Regions from separate parts of the Homo sapiens genome. Here all the other regions are linked to region 2. The links are chromatin loops, found by intact Hi-C in ENCODE. Cell type or tissue: heart left ventricle. All regions are shown on one strand. Links, peaks and the distances in the headings refer to the core of each region. The heading gives the core; the rest is flanking DNA.

Region 1 (7,472 bases), core at 1,800-5,799, 59 kb after region 2:
GAAAAAAATTAATATTGTTCATGCCCTAATTAAAGAGGACTGATAATTAACAGCAGGAACAATAGCCAACACCAACACCATAAATACCTCAATTAGTTTATCTTAAAAACTTCTGACTGCAAATTTTAAATTAAGCAAATTTTCTACTTTATGGGTGCCAGAACCATTTCACCCAGGTTAGCTGCAGACAAGAGCAGAGCTTTCAATGGAAATTTTAAATAAGTGGGATCAAGATCCTAAAGCATTTCTTCGAAGAACTGTAAAAGGAGATAAAACATGGCTTTACCAGTATGATCTTGAAGTCAAAGCAGAATTAAAGCAATGGCTACCAAGAGGTGGAAGTGGCAGTCAAAGAAAACATGGGGGTTGGGCGCAGAGCCTCAATCCTGCAATCCCAGCACTTTGGGAGCCCGAGGTGGGCAGATCACCTGAGGTCAGGAGTTCGAGGCCAGCCTGGCCAATGTGGCAAAATCCTGTTTCTACTAAAAATGTAAAAATTAGCCAGGTATGGTGTTGAGCACCTGTAACCCCAGCTACTTGGGAGGTTGAGGCAGGAGAACTGCTTGAATCCGGGAGGCGGAGGTTGCAGTGAGCCAAGATTGCACCACTGCACTCCAGCCTGAGCATCAGAGCAAGACTCCAGCTCAAAAAAAAAAAAAAAAAAGAAAAAAAAGAGAAGAGAAAAGAAAAAGAAAATGTGGGCTAGTTAAGAGCAAAGATAATGGCAAAAGTGTTTTGGGATGCTCAAAGCATTTTGCTTCTTGGCTTTCTGTAAGATCAAAGAACAATAACATCTACCTATTATGAGAGTGTTTTGAGAAAGTTAGCCAAAGCTTTGGCAGAAAAATGCCTAGGAAAGCTTCATCATAGAGTCCTCCTCTGCCACAAAGCTCCTGCTTATTCCTCTCAACAAACAAGTGAAATTTTGTAAGTTTAAATGGGAAATCTTTAAGCATACGCCCTCCAGTTCTGATTTGGCTACTTCTGACTTCTTTTCCCCACCTAATTTTAAACAATCTTTAAAGGACACCCATTTTTATTCAGTTAATAATATAAAAAAGACTGCACTGACATGGTTAAATTCCCAGGACCCTCAGTTCTTTAGGGATGGACTAAACTGCTGGTATCATCACTTACAAAATTGTTTTGACCTTGATGGAATTTATGTTGGGAAATAAAATTTATATTTCTTATTTTTACTGTTTGTTGCTTCCACTTTCCATGAACTTTTTGAAGTCTTCTCATACCTTTATTTTTATGCATGTTTTCTTAGAACTTATTTATAATAACTACTTTGAAGTCTTTGTCTGCTAAGTTCAACATCTGGGCCTTCTCTAAGGCTGTTTCTGTTGCCTGCTTTTATGGGTCATATTTCCCTGTTTCTTTTAATGTCTCACAACTTTTTACTGAAAACTGGACATTTTAGATCACATATCATAGCAATTCTGAATGCTGATTCTCTGGGGCTTGTTGTTTCCTTCGTCATTTGTTTAATAGCTAAGCTTAAGTAGTTCTTCAAAGTCTATTGCAGTGTGCAGCTTCTAATGTCCCTGCTTAGATTTTTTTCCCTTATTCTTATCTTTTTTTTTTTTTTTTTCCTGACAGAGTCTCACTCTTTCTCGCCCAGGCTGGAGTGCAATGGCACGATCTTGGCTCATTGCAACTTCTGCTTCCCATGTTCAAGTGATTCTTCCAGCTCAGCCTCCCGAGTAGCTGGGATTACAGCCACTCGCCATCATGCCCAGCTAATTTTTGTGCTTTTGTAGAGATGGTGTTTCACCATGTTGGCCAGGCTGGTCTCGAACTCCTGACTTCAGGGGATCTGCCGCCCCCGCCCTGCCACTTCGCCTCCCAAAGTGCTGGGATTACAGGCATGAGCCACCAAACCTGGCCCCCTTATTTTTATCTTTTAGCCTGGCTAGATAGGGGTTTTCTCTAGGTCAGCATAAGCCATTTACTAGTCAAAGGTTATGCCTCAGTGTCCTTAGTCTGTTAGGTTTTTTTACCCTTTACTGTCGGAAATGATATGTGTGATGTGGAGGCTCTTATCACAGTTCAGGGAGCTTACTACTTTTCTCCCGTGTTCACCTAGGAACTAGCAGCCTGGTGGTTCTCTCTCTGATTGCTTCTTGGAGGATGCAGCCTTGGGTATGCACATAGTCTTCCAGACTTTCAGGGATGACTATGATTTTATTTTTAAGCTTGGCTGTCTTGGAGTCACTCCTGCGCCAGAATAACATATTGTTCAGTCAGTTGTTAATCAGAAGTTGTGCTTATGCCCTTTTTACCAATAAAATTTCCACCCTATGTTGATGGGCCTGTGGGTGACTTGAGAAATGCTATGAAATCTGCCCCACATCCTGCTCTGATTTTTCCCAAGTGAGTGCAGCCTAGCACAGCCTTTCTGATTGGACTTGACTGTATGCATAGAAGGGCTCTTCTTGGCTGTCTCTTTCCGTGGTCTCCCTATTAAACTTCTGAATACTCTGCTATTTTGTTTGTATACGCACATACCAGCTGCCTCTTCATTGCTCTCCCAACAAGATTACCATTATTTTTAAGAATGCTCTTACGTATGGAGTTCACCCTTTGTTCCAAATAAAGTCAGTCTCCTCAGGCAGAGCTATGGTGTTTTGCTCTTTGTGGCCTGCCTTTCCCACTAGGTAGAGCACCTGTGCCACTGCACTGAAGCTGGAACAGAGATCCTCTTTCCCCAGAGTGACATCCCTGCTCCATGACTAGGTACTGGGGTTGGGGAGTGTGGAGACCCCTTATCTTCTCATCTTACCTCTCCCAGCATGTAACCTCTCACTTGCAAGTGAACTGAGGTGTAGGAAATCAGTCCTCCAGTATTCTTGACTTGCTGTGCCTACAGCAGAGCTTCCACCTTATAACTGGGGGTTGGATGACACTTCTTGGCATACTCATGTGGAACAGAACTTCTGCAGACTGGGGCTTAGTGGAGTGAGAAATACTAGCATCCTGTCTTTTTTAGGGTGAAACCATAGCCTCAAACTAGGATGTAGAGAGAGATGGAGCCCTGTCTTGGCTGCTCATATACTGGGTAGAGTTTCCATAATAAGGAAGAAGATTAATGGGCAAATCGCAGCTCAAATGCCACAGACTCTTGCTATTATGATTGAAATTTTAAAGATTTTCTTGAATTAATGTTTCTTATTTGCTGTATGGCCCTTACAACACTTTCCAGACACTTTAAATGATGGATATTTTAAATAATTTTCTCTAATTCGATTGTTGTTTTGCTGGGGAAAGAGTCCACCAAACTTGTTATTCCATTCTCCCAGAAGTCCCACCTCTTAATTCCTCTTTATATATTCACCATAATATCTCTTTGCACCTAATATAGAAGTGAAAAGCACAAGCTCCAGTGTAACCAGCCTGAATTCAAGTCTCTAGTCTGCCACTTGTTAGCTGTGTTACTTAGCACATGTTATTAAACTAATAGTAGCTACCTCAGGGGATTGTGGTGAGAGTAAATGAGCTAATCCATTGAAAATGCCTAGCATGGTATTTGTCTCAGAGTTAGGCATCCCCTAAAGGATGGCTGTCATGTTCATCTTGGTAACCCTGCATGATGACAGATTGCCACAAGGGGGCACCAAGAACCATGTATAATGATGAAGGACTAGAGGGATTCAGTTAGGTCGCTCTAGCAGTTACATTTGTAGGCTCACGTTTACATTTGTAAGCCAGCCAGAGGTAGGTATTTTCCCAGAAAACAAAAGAAAGAGGTTGAAGGCATGTTATAAACATTGCCATACCATTTCCTACAGAAGATGGAAATTCAGGATCCTTCCTAAACATCACCAAGCCATTTCCCCAACTTGGAAGCTTAGCTAAGCAAAAGGAACTATGCTGTGAAAGGGGGAGTGTCTCTTGATTTGCAAGGTACTTTCCTGTGTACAAGGCACTGTTCCATGAGTTGAGGGGATTCAAAGGCTCCCTTAAGGAGCAATCAACTGTAGTAAGTTGGCATTTACTTATTGAGTGTCTGCCATGTGCTAAGGATTCTCAATAGCTTAAGGCATCATTATGCCATTCCTTTTGTTTTTATTGAAGAGTTCCCCAGAGGCTTGGCTGAGGATTTAGCCCATGTCCAGAGGATGATAAAAAGTCAACAGACAATCTGGAGCAGGGAGAGGACAACTTAATGAAGAATGAATTTAGCATGATTGATTGATTGATTTTTATTTTATTTTATTTTTTTTTGAGACAAGGTCTCACTCTGTCACCCAGGCTGGAGTGCAGTCCTGCGATCTCAGCTCACAGCAACCTGTCTCCCAGGTTCGATAAATTCTTCTGCCTCAGCCACCTGAATAGCTGGCATTACAGGAACACACCACCACACCTGGCTAATTTTTACATTTTTAGTAGAGACGGGGTTTTGCCACGTTGACTAAGCTGGTCTCGAACTCCTGACCTCAAGTGATCCACCTGCCTCGGCCTCCCAAAGTGCTAGGATTACAGGTATGAGCCACTGCGGCCAGCCAGAATGAATTTAGCTCGATTTATTTAGAGTGGAGTGCAGGAAAGAAGAGCGTCAAAGGCCAGGGATGCCCATGGCAATGTTGAAACAGATTGATGTGAAGTCAAACACTATTAAAGCAGAAATTCCTAATATAATTAAATTTTAAGAGAAATCACAATAGTTAACAGAAATAAAAATGAAGCTGTTGTTCTGGCTGAAACAAGAGTAGCAAGCCTGGGTCTCCATCTACTAAGCTGCTTTCTCACCTTCTAACAGTCCAGAAAATGGTAGTTTTTGAAAACGGAATAGAATGTTGGAAGAATCTTGGGTGCATCTCTGTGTAATACAGTTTGAAACCCACTCTAATGGTTCAAACAGTAAGGTGAATGGATGAAGACCCAGGATAAAGGATGGTTGTGAGGATGGAGAAAATGAGGCAGAAGGATGATCCAACGCCTTCACCCCAGCTGCCTCAGGGCACGCTCGGCTCAGTCACAGCTGCATCCTTTTCACTTTGCATCCTTCTTTGCAGTATTTCTCCTGTTTTTCTTCTCATTCTGTCCATTGCTTCATGCTAGTCTAGGATCAGGGTCTGAGCCCAATTTGTGGCATTAATCGTGTTTCTTGTCTTTAGTTATAATTCATATTTGCCTCTCCCCTCCTGGAAATAACCCAGTCTTCTCATGGACCTGGGAAGCCACTGTGTTGTTAGGATTTTTTAGCTTTTGTGAAAATGAGAAAAAGAAAGAATGAAGAGCATCTAGCAACTGATTATATATATCAGTTTGAAATACATATATGTATGTTTATACACACCTGCACGCGTGTGCACACACACACACACACACACACACACATTACTTGCCTGGGATTAAATAGCTAACTAGGAAGTGGCAGAGCCAGGGCTTAAACTGACATCTGTCTGACTCCAAAGCTCTTATGCTTGGTATTTATGGATTCTAAGCTTCTTTGCCTGTTTTCCAGACCATCCATATTTGAGGCCCCTCTAACAATCCTATCCTATTTCACATTTCTAGTCAATAGACATCTACCAACTTGAATGCAGTTAGGAAGCCTTTTGTACACAGCATTATTGTACATTCTCAGGTCAATATCTTAGTTTGAGGATTACACTTTATTCCATTAAATTCAGCAAATATTTATTGGGTGATTACTGTCTATCAGGTACTGAATAATAGAAAAAAATACAGAGAGAGATTAACTGATTTCAAAGCACTTTCATACTTTATCTCATTGAATCTGCATAGAAACTTCATAAAGTAGTTATGGCAGGTAAAATTATCCCAATATTCCAGATAAGCAAACTAAGGTTCAGACAGTTTGACTGTCTAATGTCACACAAATCTTACCAATTCACCAAGGTCCAGCTAAGAATCTCCTGCACTAAGTCTTCTTTCAAGAAGTTATGGCAGTGATGTGGCTCTATAGTTAGCAGCTTCCTGATTTGGTTTCTGGCAGTAACATCAGCAGCTCTCCTAAGCAGAGTGATCTTAGGGGCTGGGAGCTGTTCTTAGAAACTTAACTAGGAACCTGATCCTTGGACCTTCCCAACCATTAGTAATTCATTTAATACCTGGGAATAATTTCTTAGTTTTTAAAACCGTCTGCAGTGGTTTCTAAGGTCTATAATTGGACCCTAAATGGTAAAATTACTAGCTAAAAATAATGAAGAAAAAAAGAAATAAAAATAACCATTATCAAGGTCATTCTTCCCTCATTCAGAAAAAAAAGAACTGCAGGAGAGGAAAGATAGCTGTGTAGTTAAATACCATTTCTGCTCAGTGACTTGCAGAAAAGTGTTGACTTTGTATCCTGTAATCTACCCTCCTCATCCAGTTTCTATCTAGGGTATCTCTGATAGAGAACCTTTTGCACAATCCCAAGAGCAGGCACCTCTTTCATTTATAGGCAATCACATATTAAGCCAAAATGTGTCTCCCTGTCACTTGTACCCACGGGTACTACCTATCTCCATCTTTGAGAGCTAGATAAAATTGCACTTCTTTTTATAGAAGCCCTTTCAAAAATATTTTTGACCCCTATCAGACCAGCTAAAGTTTTTCTTTCCAACCGGGTATGGTGGCTCACATCTGTAACCTGAGCACTTTGGGTGTGCATGATATATCTTTTTCTATCTTTTTACTTTCAATTTGTTTATGTCTTTGAATCTGCAGTTTGCCTCTTGCAGACAGCATGTAGTTGGATCCTGTGATTTTTAGTTTTTTTAAATTCATTCTGCCAATCTCTGCCTTTTGATTGGAGTGTTTAATCTACTTATATTTAATATAATTACTGATAAGGTAGAATTTACTTAGGCCATTTTGCTATTTGTTTTCTATACAGCCTATCTTTTTTATTTTTCTGTTCTTCAATTGTTGCCTTGTTTTGTGTTACACAGATATTTTCTAGTGTACCATTTATATTTCCCATGTCATGTCTTATACTATATATATTTTTAGTTATTTTCTTAGTGGCTGCTCTGGAGATTACATTCAACACTTTAATTTTTAACAATCTAATTTGGATTAATCCCAATTTAATTTCAATAGTATACAAAAAACTGTGTCTACAGATCTCCATTTTCTCCCCCCTCCTTTGTGCTATTACTGTTATAATTATACATTATAAATCCATCAACACAGTTTTATAGTCATTGTTTTATAGAGATGTCTTATAAATCACATAGAAAAAGAAAAGAATTACAAACAAAAGTACATTCATACTACATTTTATATTTATCTATGTAGTTACTTTTACTCATGTTCCTTATTTTTTCTTCATGAGTATTTGAGCAAGTCTTCTTTCCTGTCAGCCTGAAGGACTCTTGGTAGTATTTCTTACAGGGCAGGTCTGCTGGTAATACATTCTTTTTTTTTTTTTTTTTTTGAAAAACCTGTCAATGTGTGGTTTTCTCGTTTATTTTTGAAGGATAGTGTTTTTGGTGAATACAGAATTCATTTTT
Region 2 (7,472 bases), core at 115-4,114:
AAAGATGCCACCCTGAGACTGGAGGGGTAGTGAGGCCCAGACCACTCAGGGCTTGTGGGCCTCTGAACACTGTGTTACAGTGCTATCGTAAGCACTTTGGGAAGCCAGAGGCAGACTTTAAGCTGGGATTGGGGTGTGTGATGTGATCTGGGTTTTTTGTTGTTGTTTGTTTTTGAGACAGGGTCTTGTTCTGTCACCCAGACTGGAGTGCAGTGGTGCCATCACAACTCACTGTTGCAGCCTTGACCTCCGAGGCTCAAGCAGTCCTTCTACCTCAGTCAGAAGTAGCTGGGGCTACAGGCATACACTACCACACCTGGCTAATTTTTACATTTTTTTTTGTGTGTAGAGATGGGATCTCACTATACCGCCTAGGCTGGTCTTAAACTCTTGGGCTCAAGCAACCTCCCGCCTCAGCTCCCCAAAAGTGCTGGGATTACAGGTGTGAGCCACCATGCCCAGCCCCTCATCTGTTTCTAATGGAAAACTGTAGCTGCTATGTAAAGAAGAGAGTCTGTACTGGGTCAAGCAGGAAGACTAGTTAAGAGACTTTGTATTTGTACAGACCTGAGATGTTAGGTCTTTATTTAAGGTAGGAGACGCGGAGCTGGGATTACAGGTGCACACCACCACACCAGGCTAATTTTTGTATTTTTGTAGAGATGGAGTTTCTCTATGTTGGCCAGGCTGGTCTTGAACTCCTGACCTCAAGTGATGAGGTGGACTTATTTGAAATATATTTTGAAGGTAGTGTTGATGGTACTTGCACTCGGAGAATGAGGAACACTTGTGGGATTTGATCTACTGAGATCAGCCTCTGAGATCTGCTGGTGGGTTGCAGATCTACTCAGTGGGCACAGTGCTTTAGGTTGAATTTAAAGTGTGTTAGTGTGCTAAGGAGTGTTCCCAGGTCTCTGATCTGTTCTTTCCCTCCATGGTTTTGAAATTCTGTCATGGCATGGGAGAGGGGTATGGGGGAAGGAGGAGGTGATAAGAACGTTGGGCAAGGGGGAAGGCAGGAGAGTTTTGAAAGAGAAAGTGAAGGAATGAGTAAAAAAACTCTGCCTAACTAGTAGCTTTATTAAGTGCAGCTCCCACTCCCAGGACTGAATCACCTTCCTTCAAACCCTCTAGAGCTTGTTGGTTACTCAAGCATTGAGTAACCATTAGGGCCACTCCGCTTTAAATAGAGATGTCTTCCATAAATGGATGCTGTTTTCCATAACCAGCACTTGAACCTTTCCCATTCTTTTTTCGGGGAAGAGATGAAGGCCAGAGTGTGGGAGTTGATTTACATTTTACATCTGCTTTTCCATTTAGGTTTTAGGAGTGATTTCTTCAGGAGGCTGTGGAGGAGGCTTGATTGCACCCTGGCAGGTTAGAGAGAAATGGGAAAATTGTATTGTACTTTCCCAGCAGAACAATTATGCTGTCTATCCTACTGAGCCCCAGATTTAGAGAATTGCTTCCAGGATAGTTACCCTTATCTTTCCCTATTGCCCGTGTCTTACCCTGTGCATCAGGATAGAGTGCCTTAAGTCACCATGGGTGGGATATTTTTCTGTATAACTTTCTACTTTTATTTTTTAATGTGAATTATTCCAGGTGATCAGGGACTAAGCTGTCACAAACATGGCCATCCAGTTTATTTGTTTTTAGGAGAAAATGTGAAAGTCTATCCCTGTTGCTGGGTAATGGCTTGACTATTTTTAGATTGGGCTGCCAGAGATATAAATTGCTATTTTAGTCTGCAGCCTGGTGGTGGGTAGACAAATCCTACTTACTGCACCCTACACAGAGCACATTCAATTTCATCTAACTACAGCCATCTTGGGGCCTTGCTCTTTAGCCTTGAAAATTCCTAATAGGGTATGCTACTTATAGCTCTGTTGTTATGTCTCAGGACAATGATGTGGTATATCCTCCAATTCTTGGGACACTTTTAAAGCATTCTTCCCAAGAGTGTAATTATTTTCTTTTTTGCTAATAAGAGCTGTATAGCAACACTCTTGTCTCTTAGGAAATTAGTAAAATTATTTAAAATATTATCAGGGGAGAAAAGATGATGCTTAATAATAGTTAACTATATTTGAGAATAGCTTGGATAAATTTTGAAGCTACTAACTGTATATTTCTCTTTAACAGTTGGTTTTCAAACCATCTGGTAGATTATACTCAGTAAGTACATATTTTGTACACTAGTTAAATATCTTAACCCATCAGTGGGCCAAGTGAAATATCTTCACTGTCCCAAATTCATTCCCCAGTGGATTTTCCACCTGAACTATCTGTATTGTGTTAATAGTGGCTGCCACTTTATTTTTATTTATTTGATCTAACGATAACAGGCTCTTCCTAACTCAGGGAAAGAGTATTGGCTGGTCTTTTATTAATAAACTTGGCACTCTCTAAAATGGCTTGGTCATGCGTTTTAGCCAATTTTTGGCAACTTGGTTCTACCATTTGGTTCAGCCCTGTACCATTTTTTATTTTGTGTATGAATAAGGTAATGAGTAGTTAGAACTCATTAGTGGCACAAAATACCAACCCCCAACCCCCATTCACACTTCTTTAAACTAGCTTGAGCAAAAGGATTATTTATTGTGCAAAGCCTGTTGACGTCTTACAGACTCTTAAGCACAGGAGTGCAGTGGACCTCTGCAACCTGAATGCTGTTGAAATTTTTTTTTTTTTTTACGTCCGTCTGTTTCTGTGCATCTACCTCTTTCTTCTTTTATTCAGACAGCTGCTTTTTTCTCTCCTGAGAAAAAAAGGATTAATTAGACTAATCCAGAGTCCCTCATGAAACCTGTTGTGGGTATGGGTTGGGTTTTTGGTGGGGAGGGCATCCTCACTCAGCATACTGAAATGGAAGAATGCTATCCTCTCTTTAGGTTCTGTGGTATTCATGCTTTTCTCTGTACTACTGATGGTCACAAAGTTAGCCTAAAGGGAAGTGCGGAATATGGGCATATGTCTATATATGTAACAGATTTTGATATTTAGATACGTACACACATTTGTGTGTATATATGAATTTTATAGCCAAAAGAATCAGGTAGTAGTCATGTGTTTGGTTTTTGAAGCAGACTTTTTGATTTCAGGAAGAACAAAGGTGAAAACATACCTCCGGTTTTAAGTTGCCTAGAGGTAGCCAGGTGTCATTTATTTAAGCTGTCTGGTAATACAATATAGGGAAACTAGTGGGACAGGCCTGTTAATCATGGGATGTAGGGTTTAAAGATGTGCCTATATAAAGCTTTATAAATTTTAAGAGAGAAAATAGAAACTTTGTTTTTCAAATGTAGTGTATCCCTTTTCACTAAATGACAATAAAATTTAGAAAAATTCGTTTTTTTTTTCTAGTTGTACCGTGTGTGTGTGTGTGTGTGTGTGTGTGTGTGTGTGTGTGTGTGAATGGAGGAGGAGGGTTCCAGTTGAAGGGGTGGATATGGTTTCTCTTTGCTTTTGGTTGTAGAAGTTTGCTTTTGGTTATGGAAGGTTTTTCTTTTGAATAAACTGAAAGAAGGCTTAATCTAATAAACTAGGGTATTTGCTTAAGGATCATTGCTATTGGCTCAGTTTACTCCTCTTTAGTGGCTTTGGCTTTATTACCGCAACTGGGTATTTCCACCAGTCACTTCTTTGCGTAGAATAGACCACATACCCACTGGTGGGTTTCCTCATTGTTCTTCACACACTTTGAGTTTTTCTTACATGTGTTCTTTTTGTTTTTACAGGTTCATGAACCATCGAGCTCCAGCCAATGGCCGCTACAAGCCAACTTGCTATGAACATGCTGCTAACTGTTACACACACGCAGTGAGTACAAGTTTTCCACCATTGCCATCCTTTCCACGGGGCTTTGGTGGGAGGAAGGGGTAGTTATCTCTAGTAACCTCAGCACAATTAGTTGGATTTACCCATCTGTGACCTTATCTACCAGGAAATCAGTTCTGGGTCGTGTCACCAGAAACTATGTAAGCATGTAGAATGCTTTGTGTGTTCTAACCTACAGTCAGCTCTGTCCTGGATTCGCTTTCTCCAACAAGATATTCTTTAAAGGAATAATAATAGTATGTACCCTAGTTATAGAAAAACCAAAGACACCTATTTATGAAGACTGTCACCCCTAGAATGAAATGAATCGCCTTTTCAAGACAATCAACTGTGTTCATTTGGCAAAGAGAGTTCACAGTTTGTTGAAAAAGATGCTTTTTAAAATTAAGTGATCCTCTGAAATGGGGAGGGGAGCCATAGCCTCCCACTCCTACAGTGGCCATTGCTTCCCAGAGGAGATGTTATTCCATATTGGTGAAGAAAAAGCCGATGTGATCCCTAAATTTTTTGTTAATTTTTTTCTGCTTTGTAAAAGCAAAACATGCTTATTATAAGAAACTTTAAAAATACTGAAAAATATATAAGAAAAACAAAACTAACCAGAAATAAACTGTTAACACTTCGGTGCATTTCTTTGTGTGTGTGTTTGTGTGTATGTGTGTGTGTATATGTGTGTCTCTGTGTTGGGGGTGTTTGTGAATATGTATGTATTTTCAGTTTTCCTGTTAATGTGACATTAATGGCATTTCTTATGTCATTATAAATTTTTTACTTTACCTGTGGTTTCATTATTCCCTTGCATTTAGTGACATTGAGGGAAAAATAGTGGCTGGGATACAGTCTGAAAACAAGAAATAGAGAAAAGACCAGTTTGCTTCTTTAACAATGAGTGTTTGGAACAGGCTAGTTTAACTGTGGTAGTCACTGTTGGTACAATACAATGGTTCAGATATTGAAACACACAGCTTACCTTTAGGAATAATATTTACTCGGATGAACCTGAATAAACCTTAACTTGTCTCTTCTGAGTGTGTCACAGGTTAAGGAACACTTGTGTAAACTTAAGTAAAGGGAGACCTGACAAAACCCCCATATTAATTTTTTTAGAACAGAAAATATAATCTTATTAAACCGTATCTTGAATTTTTGGATTTCAGGGACCAGTAATATTTCTAACACAGACAAAACACCCCTATTGTCATCATTTCATTGAAGAGAAGATACTTTAACATGAAAAGTAGTAAGGACATGATCTCAAGATAAAGGGCATTCCTTTAAATGAAATACATTTTGTTTTATGAAAAACTTTATTGTACTTAAATGTACTTAAATCCTCTGAAATAGGAAGGCGAGCCATAGACTCTCACCCCTACAGTGGCCATTGCTTCCCGGAGGAGATGCAATTGTATTTAATGTTCTAATTTTGCTTGGGCCAACGAAAACTTCAGCATCTGAAAAACTCATGCCAGTCTCATCTAGGGGATTTAATAGTCTGTTGCAAGGTGACAAATGTAGGTTTGGGGAGAAAAAAGATAAGCAAATTGCTAACATTTGTATTCTTTGTCAAGTATGCTTACTCTAATATCTAATAAAGTAGTTTATTCTCCTGGGAGCTTCTGTCATTGTAAGATGTTTACTAGTCATAGTCATACACATATGACTAGACATTAAAGTTTGTGACCATGTGGACTATGAAATATGATGCAGAAAGCAAATCTCTCTAAAATTCTCAAGATTTTTTGAATAGGTGGGCCTTGGAAATGGTTTGCTCTTGCTTACTTAAAAGGCTCTGTTAAAAATGAAGTGACCCCAAAACTCTTACATTCTGCAGTAGCTCTCAAATTGGTGGAATGTACAGATCCAAACTGAAAATCAGGGTATATAACTTCAACAACTGACTTTTTGTATGTGTGTGTTGCTATGTACATTATAATACCTATTACTTGATTTGTTCAATTATCCTGTCCTGAAATATTGAGATTTCAATTGCAATAGGACAGATATTTTAAAATGAGGACCTCCCTGAAAAATCTGAGTATATGCTTGGCTGTTTTTTGAAATGGGGTCTCACTCTGCCTCCCAGGTTGGAGTTCAGTGGTACAATCATGGCTCACTGTAGCCTCAACCTTTCAGGCCCAAGCAGTCTTCCCACCTCAGCCTGCCAAATAGCTGGGACTACAGGTGTTTGCCACCATGCCTGGCGAATTTTTTAAATTTTTGTAGATACAGAGTCTTGCTGTGTTGCCCAGGCTGGTCTGGAACTCCAGGGCTCAAGCGATTCTCCTGCCTCAGCCTCCCAAAGTGCTGGGATTACAGTCATGAGCTACCACACCCTGCCTGCTTGGCATTTGAATATTTTAAGTAATTACTCTAAATCAGATTATAAAGTAGAATGAAACATGTCCTTATTTAATGAAATTAGGATAAAAAAAAAAAACCATCTGTTTTGCAACAGCTGAATGATGTTGCATCCTTGATGGCTTAATTGTATCCCCACTGGTTGGCACAATTCCTGGACCCTGAGTGGTATTACCTGCTTTCCAGTGTAGCAGCTAACTTCATCTGGCTCTCGTTATGATTATCCAGGAGAGACAAATACTTGCTCTAAGATTATTTTACTAAAATTGTTCCTGGTAAAGCTCTGTATTTTTAGTAAAAGACTCAATTCCATAAAAGCCAGAATATTCCATTCACCATTCTTTATCTTTCCCTCAGTTCCTCATTGTTCCGGCCATCGTGGGCAGTGCCCTCCTCCATCGGCTGTCTGATGACTGCTGGGAAAAGATAACAGCATGGATTTATGGAATGGGACTCTGTGCCCTCTTCATCGTTTCTACAGTATTTCACATTGTATCATGGAAAAAGAGCCACTTAAGGTACAGTGGATGACATGCTGTTTCAACAGATCCAAATAGTTGACTCAACGTGTTTGGTACCCTTCCAAGCTGGCATGCTTTAGTCAAGTAGGGCAAAGAGTAGACATTTTTCTGCCTTGTAGACTAGAATACTATCCCATTATTCAGGACTTGTTCTTTGGACTGGATGAAGTTTTAGGACTCCTCCCCAGCAGGCATCTAAGAAGGTAGGCCTTTGCTCAGTAACCCCAAACAAAACCTAACTGATTCCCCAGGACTTACCACTTAAAAACCTGAGAGCTATTTTCCAGTACTATCAAGCACACTAAGGATATGATGAGAGCAGCAGCTATGGGGTAGTGACAAAGCACACTGAGCTTGGAGTCAGCAGGCAGGCTTTGAGGCCCAGCCCTGCTCTTTAATTTTGGGTAAATCACTTGACCTTGTGGAGCCTCAGTATCTGTATCACTAAAATGAGAATAATAATACCTGAGTCACACAGTCAGTGTGATAGGTGAATGAGATAAGGTACTTGAAAATAACTTGAAAATTACAAAAGACCCTATGAGTGTGTGAGGTATGAAGGTATACTTATAGTTTGCGTTTACCATTTTGCAAAGTTTAGCTTTCAGAATTAAGTCTTGTGTATATTATTCAAACAGAGTTCACGTATTTTGCTATTAATAGTCAAGCACTTTCAAAACAATACTATAGCTCTTGGCCTGCCAATGAGAAGAACGTAAACGCTTTCCTCCTCTGAGTGAAGGATTGATTTTG
Region 3 (7,472 bases), core at 1,665-5,664, 98 kb before region 2:
ATTCCTCTTCTCTTCCTAATGTACACCTTCTTTTAATGTCATCTCATTCAGTTCTATGACTGTAAATATTACCTATATATTGATAAGTCTAAAATCTATATTTGCAACACTGACTTTTCCACTAAGATCTGAACTCAAATATCCAGCTGTCTTCTCACCATCTCCAATTTAATCCTAAGGATAACTCTTGATTCACCTCCCAAATTTACTTTCCTTCAGTCATCCACATCACTAAATGATACCTCCATATACCCGAGTTGTTCACTCTGTGACCTTGGTAATAAGAACCATGAAGTCTTTTCAATCAGGCATCTCTCAACTTGTTGTTGTTGTTGTTGTAACAGAGTCTCACTCTGTCGCCCAGGCTAAAGTGCAGTGGCACGATCTCAGCTCACTGCAGCCTTCACCTCCCAGGTTCCAGCGATTCTCCTGCCTCAGCCTCCCAAGCTGGGACTCCCTCAGCTGGGACTACAGGTGTGCAGCACCATGCCTGGCTAATTTTTGTATTTTCAGTAGAGATGGGGTTTCACCATGTTGGCCAGGCTGGTCTTGAACTCCTGACCTCAGATGATCCACCCTCCTTGGCCTCCCAAAGTGCTGGTATTACAGGTGTGAGCGAACATGCCAGGCCCATCTCTTACCTTTTGTATCTCAATCCTATTTCAGAGTCTTAGAAACTCTCCATTATTTTCTTTGCACCATCTTAGTATACCTTCAATAGTAAGGTAGCCCTGGTTTCTCCAGTTAGCTACCTTTCTTGGACATTGTTCTCTACTATTCCAGCATATTGCCATTCAGTGTTATATAGGGCATGAGACTTCTCCAGGAACCTGGCAGTCTTCCAAGAATATACTATGTAATCAAAGCTGAACCCTTTCTGCCTTGGAGTGCCCATCTAGGTGATTATATAGTCTTTCTTCTAAAAGATGGTATAGGGAGTGTTGGGGAGAAGCGTCTTCTCAGGGACACACTAACATCTAATCTCTTGTCACCTCCCCTTAGAATTCCTTTTTCAAATCTTCCTCAAGAATAGGAAGGCTGGCCAGTTGCAGTGGCTCATGCCTGTAATCCCAGCACTTTAGGAGGCCGAGGCAGGTGGATCACCTGAGGTCAGGAGTTTGAGACCAGCCTGGCCAATATGGTGAAACCCCATCTCTGCTAAAACTACAAAAAATTAGCCGGGCGTGGTGGCAGGTGCCTGTAATCCCAGCTACTTAGGGGGCTGAGGCAGGAGAATTGCTTGAAACCGGGAGGCGGAGTTTGCAGTGAGCCAAGACTGTGCCATTGCACTCCAGCCTGGGTGACAGAGTGAGACTGTCTCAAAAAAAAAAAAAAAAAAAAAAAAGGAAGACTGTTCACATTCCTCACTTTCTCTTTCCTACATTTTGGCCTGTTATATAAACTTTATGCTTTTGGTCTCTTGATACACAAAGCCAATATTTTGTAGTTCTAAAAATGGCCTTTGCTTTCCCCCACAATGCCTGGCTCAAAGTCTATGGACTTTGGTATAAGCGTACAGAATTTTACAAAGGAGCTCAAGAATGATGAATTTGACTCTTCCAGGCTGTGTCTCTCCTGAGAGTCAATACCCTTAGAAATCTTGGATGATGAAGGAGAAGAGAAATTGGTTCAAATAAGTCTTGGGAAGGAGAGGGAGAACCAACACCATAGCATCTTAAAAATATTATCCCTAGCTACATTGTTTTTCATTGTTTTGTAGGTTTTTATATTTTTTTCTGTGTCTTCTGAGGAATTTTACTGGGAAGATATAAAAGGCTACATCAGGGGCTTCCAGCCAAGTGCTATTTTAAACTGAAGGTCTTTGTTTTTTATAGAAGTAAATTTTACATACAGTAATTTTCTTTCATCCCATGCGTTTTCTTCATGGAGCCATACCTGAGAAGAAAGAGCCAGGAACCAAGCTCAAGTCTATAAGGGGCAAGCACCAAAATAAAATAGAAGAGGATCTAAAAGAGCTTGGTATACCTCCTGGTTTGCTGCAAGCCACATCTGGTTTTATTCACACATTAGATAGGTAGTATGTTAGTTTCCTAGGACTGCTATACCAAAATGCCACAAAATGAATGACTTAAAATAATGGAATTTATTCTCTCACAGTTGTGGAGACTGAAAGTCTGGAATCAAGATGTCAGCAGGGTTGTTTACTTCTGGAGGCTCTGAGGGAGGGTCTGTCCCAGGCCTGTCTTCCAGTTTCTGGTGGTGGCCTGCAGTCCTTGGCATTCCATGGCTTGCAAGATGTCTCGCTCCGATCTCTCTCTATCTTTCCATAGCATCTCCTCCCTGTGTGTCTCTGTGCCCTCACACAGCCTGCTTATAAGGACACCAGTCATTGGATTAAGGGCACATTACTTCTCCAGTGAAATCTCACCCTTAACTAATTATATCTGCCAAGACCCTATTTCCAAATAAGGCCACATTCTGAGATTCCAGGTGGATGAGTTTGAGGGGAGACATTATTCAACCCAGTATAGATGGAAAGAAAGACTTTTAAGTTGCGACAAAATATGGCAGTATTTCTCCAGAGGCTGCCAGGTGAGGCTCCCAAGTGAGCCACCTGCTTGATTACAAGTAGGAGGCTGAGAAGGGTGGTAGGTTGAAAGTTAGGTTATGTCCTCTTAGCATAAATTTGAGGGACAAGTGGACTTTTGAAAATCTAGATGGCTAGCATTTGGTTTTGTTCATTATTGCCTTTCTCACTTTTCTAGCATCTACAGCATCTTTCCCTCTTTCACTTTCCATTCTATCTAGTCAATAGTTCCAGCGCAAAAAAAAAAAAAAAAAAAAAAAAAAAACACTAGACTAGAATTCAAAAACATTGCTTTAATGTCTTGCTTCTGTCATTTACTATCTGTTTGGACTCGAGAAAGTCACGTCCCTGTGCCTGAATGTCCTCAACTGTGAAATAATCAAACTCCCAATGCTTTTTTAAATAAGTTTATAACATTTTTACCTCTGAAGTTGACACTTCTCTAAGGCACTAAGACTTTTGGGATACCATATTTTATCAAGGAAGCAAGGCACTCTGAAATACCAGAGATAAATTTTCATCCAGAATAGTTGATATACAAAAATATGTTTGTTTTAAGTAATAAACTCTACTTACCTAAAAATGTATTTATATGGGACACATATTTATCTGGTATTATTAAGTAATATTCCAGGCCAGCCATCAAAATGAACTACACTGCAAGTAAATATGTAAACAACTGAAGACCCATAGAATACCTGCCCAATGGGTCTTGAATGCTCCATAGAATAAGTTATGCATGTACCTGTTTTATTCATATTTTATGCAGTAGAAAAGAGAGATGAGAGGGTGAGAGGGAAAAAGGGAATGAGAATAAGCTCATTCAATTCCACTGCCTCTTTAAGCTTCAATTTTCTCATTTTAAAAAATTGGGTTGATAATTCCTTTTTTCCTCTGAGCTCTACATTTGTTATACAGTGTGCTTTCAGTATCACATTATCAAGCTCTAAAGTGCTTAGTACCTTGCTAGCATATGGTAAGTGCACAATTCATATTTGTAATAAACGAAGGAATTAGTATGTCAAGGCTACCTCAAGGGGTTCTTCTGAAATGCAGCTTGTTATTGTTTTTACCTATGTCACCCTGTCATCCGTCCCAGTTTGCCTATTGCCAAGTTTTTTTCTTTATTTAGCAGCCCCTGCTTTGGCCACTAGATGGCACCAGAGGAAAGTTCCTTAAAGACAGCAAAAGAAGGAAAGATGGGTGAGGTTAGCCCCAGTATGAATAAAGGAGCCACCCAGGTTAATTAAGTAAAACAAGCACCCAGCATTTCACCGAAGACATTGCAAGGAAGTGAAGCCTTCATGAGACTGGACTTCAAATGAACTTTGAGCACTGGTGGAAACAGAAACAAAAAACTCTCTGCTAATAGAAATAAGATACTGGAACCAAAGACAATAGCCTTGAACAAAACATTCCGGGACACCACGGGTATCAGCAGAATGGGGGCAATCTAAGAAGACAGGCCAGACCAGATCACTCACCATGATTAATGATTATCACCATTACACAGAGAAACCTAGATCTGATATGAAAACTCCACTCAATAGAGCAGATCTGTTGCATATATTTCAGTTTAATTTAATGTGGACTAAACTATATGTAGTTCTCATTTCAGAGTCAATTTTAACCAATCCTTGTGTCATCTATTTAAAGTCACCAAATAACTCCCCTAAATATTGTTACATGGAGGCACCTGGGCTATCCAGACTCAGTTTACTATAGAAGTCACGAATCTAGAGTCCCGAGTGGGCAAAAGAAAGTAGGCATCTGGTACATAATGCTGCCTTTTAAAGCCTCGCTTCTGTCTGGTGCATTGCACGTGACTTACAGATGCAACAGACAACTCTACTTGCTGTGTGATTCTGTGCTTACCAGAAACTTTCCAATTATAAATGGACTTTTCCTGTAGATCTGCCTTCAGGAAGAAAAAGCTATGTCCTTGCAAGCACAAAATTAATTCTCTGAATCTGTCGGACTTAAAACCTTGGACAGTGTTGAATTCTGTGTTGAATGCCCCCTGGAATAGCTCTTCACAGATCACCAAAGCCCTGGTGACCGCATATTGGCCCATTTTCTTCACGTCCTTTTTTTCTACTTTTATAGCCATGATTCTCCATCCTGGTTGCAGATCAAAATTATCCATGAAGATTTTTATTAATACAGATCCCCAGACTCTAGTCCCAAAGATTCTAACTCAGTAGATCTAGGGTTGATCCAGGTATCTGTATTCAAAAGAGACCCAATAGATTCCAATAAGGCTGACCCTAAATCTATGGTGTTTCAGAATCATGCATCTTCTGGATTATAATTCCATAAGTTAGTCCAGGACCATAGAATCATGGACGATATTATTTGGAAAAACGTCTCCAGATGCATAAGAACCCCATACTACAACATCTTCAAATGCTCAGGTTCCCATGGAAGCTCAGTATAAAGGAGGCTGACAGGAAGACACTAGCCCATTGAAGCTTAACACTAAGAAACCAGCAGACCTTTGGGAACTTCAGCTTTTAACTAGGAGTATCCAAAAAGTCCTATTAGCTATTGGAGAAAAGGCTACTGATGCCCTAGCTGGCCAAAAATACATATATGAGACCAAGACCAGATACGTAATTTGTGGGTCCCAGTGCAAAGTTGAAAAGTTAAGAATTTCAAGATGGCAACAGCAGAGCATTAAACCAAGTGTGAGCTCTTTCTGAGAATGGAACGTTGTGCAGCTGCACAGGGCACATGCCCATGAAGTAGCCTATGCGGGACTATTGGGACCAGGCTACAACTGAGGCAGGACAGTGATTTGTACATCAAGGAATAACTGTAATCCGATCAGTATCTGATCTTCCTCTCAATTTGCTTGTTTTTCTGCATCCTTGAGGCAGCCTTTGGGAATCTCTTTAAAATGCAAATTCAGTAGTGTCACTCCCCTGTGCAAAAGCATTCAATGGCATCCCATTGCTCTAGGATCATATCTAAAGTCCTGAGTATGGCCCACAAGTGCCTGTGCCTTCTGGCCCCTGTCTACCTCTCCCACCTTGTGCTCCCATTCTCTTTATGCTCCAGTCACACTGCCCTTGTTTCAGTGCTTGCAATTTTCCAGGCTCCTTTCTCTTCGGGTCTTCACATATGCAGTTCTTTGTGGCTAGAAGAATCTTCCCTGTCTCTTCTCACTTAGCTAAATTCTACTTATCCTTCAGGTCATAGGTTAAATGTTGCTTCTGCATGGAAGCTTTTTTGACCCACACTGGGACACGCTGTCCTCTTACCCTCTATTTGTCCCTTATAAACTGATTTCCACTGTTCTTAAATGGCGAATTGTGCAATTATCTGTTTAAAGGCTATCTTTCCTGCTAGACTACCTGCTTCTCTGTCTTATCACTGCCATATCCCCTTTGCTTAGTGTAGTGTCTGAAACACAGGAAGTAAGTACTCAAAAAGTAGTTTTGAATTAACTAATGAGAAACATGGCAACAAATGAAGAAAGGGTGAAAATATCAGGCACTAGTATCTTCTTCTTGTTGAAGAATCACATTTACTTCCAAAGCCTACTGACCTAATCTTCCAAATCACTCCATACATGGCACTAAACATCCCTTATACAAAGACAGCACAATTGTCCAGGACAATCCAATTTTTAGCTGTCATCATGGAGTGCTTATTAACAACACTTACTTTTGCTCACCAAACTGCCTGTGTGGATGCTGAATTATGTGAATGCTCTACTTATATACCATGATCCAGTAACTCATGAGCCATCTCTCTCTCTCTCTTTCTCTCTCTGTGTAGGCGAACTGATGACAGACAGCTTCTGTGTTTTGGTGGCTGTGGTATTAACAGCAAGCTTAAGTTATTAAACCGAGCAGCTTTAATCCTCGAGGTCTCCTGGAGCAGTAGGGATTAATGTATTTTTACTCCAGAGCCAATGTAGCTATTCCGATGCTCTAAGATCTGCTCTCTGCAATGCCCAAACTGACCCCAATTGCCTTTCTCTAGACCCACTTCTCCACCGTGGGAGAAGTGATGGAATTCTACTTGGAGATCGACCCTGTTACCTTGAACCTGATCATCCTAGTTGCGAGCTACGTCATCTTGCTCCTGGTCTTCCTCATCTCCTGCGTGCTATACGACTGCCGAGGCAAGGATCCCAGTAAGGAGTACGCGCCCGAGGCCACTCTCGAGGCCCAGCCCTCCATCCGGTTGGTGGTGATGCACCCAAGTGTCGCTGGGCCCCACTGGCCAAAGGGGCCTGGCCTTTCTTTGGGGGATCCTGCTCCACTAGGAAAGAAAAGCACCATGGTATGAGGCTGGCTAAGGGACACTGGGGAGAGACCACTAGACTTTCCATAGAGACAAACTGCTCCCTATCGTGGCTCCAATTCTCTCAGCACATGTATCCCGCTTGATGAAGGAAGTGAGAGCTCTGTCTTACTTGCTGTTTTCTCGTCACCTTCTTTGTGACAAAAGTAACTGTTTAAGGTAAGAAGCCCAAAGTGGTCTTTAGTCAAATTCTCCAAATGCAAACTGTCAGCAATGCTGTAGTATAATGAAGTTGGTTACTGGTACATTTCTGATGTTGCTGTCCTTGCAACTCACAGGAGAGAATGACTTTTGAGAAAGGATGCAATATTGTGTGTGTGTGTGTGTGCACGTGCACGTGCGTGTGTGTGATAAGGAATGAGACTAACTCCAGTCTAGTCTATTCTTTGCAAATTCTTTCTTTCCAAGGCAACCAGTTTTTTGTTGTTATTTTTCTTTTCTTTAAGAGACAGAGTCTTGCTCTGTTGCCCATGCTTAAGTGCAGCAGCGTGATCATAGCTCACTGCAGCCTTGAACTGGGCTCAAGCAACCTTCCCACTTCAGCCTCCCATGTAGCTAGGACTCTAAGGTCATGACACCACGCCTGTCTTTTTTTTGTAGAGATGGGGTT

The links. Hi-C counts contacts between places; a loop is a spot of excess contacts. Peaks named below come from ENCODE experiments on the same cell type or tissue, not always from the same donor. Only the 100,000 strongest peaks of a DNase experiment are listed, where the experiment ranks them.
Region 1: it touches region 2 in a loop (2.3-fold over the local background); 10 of 110 quality-filtered maps call a loop at or near these places.
Region 3: a loop joins it to region 2, with 4 times the contacts of the local background. A loop is called at or near these places in 38 of 110 quality-filtered maps.

The regions. Positions count from the first base shown.
Region 1 is chr17:55,353,056-55,360,527 of GRCh38, reverse strand. No RefSeq gene overlaps it. Among named protein-coding and RNA genes, the nearest start is that of MMD, 65 kb to the left of the region's middle. In heart left ventricle, for the core only: CTCF peaks have their summits at 3,409 and 3,608 (motif pointing right); no DNase peak of the experiment used is centred there.
Region 2 is chr17:55,410,501-55,417,972 of GRCh38, reverse strand. It overlaps MMD (monocyte to macrophage differentiation associated), which reads left to right. Exons shown (of 7, transcript NM_012329.3): 2 at 3,741-3,822; 3 at 6,556-6,716. Among named protein-coding and RNA genes, the nearest start is that of MMD, 7.6 kb to the left of the region's middle. In heart left ventricle, for the core only: a CTCF peak has its summit at 1,749; no DNase peak of the experiment used is centred there; H3K27ac peaks cover 1,621 bases.
Region 3 is chr17:55,510,428-55,517,899 of GRCh38, reverse strand. SMIM36 (small integral membrane protein 36) reads left to right here and starts at 6,448. Exons shown (of 5, transcript NM_001395421.2): 1 at 6,448-7,021. The coding sequence starts at 6,566. The coding sequence ends at 6,847. In heart left ventricle, for the core only: a CTCF peak has its summit at 3,693 (motif pointing right); no DNase peak of the experiment used is centred there.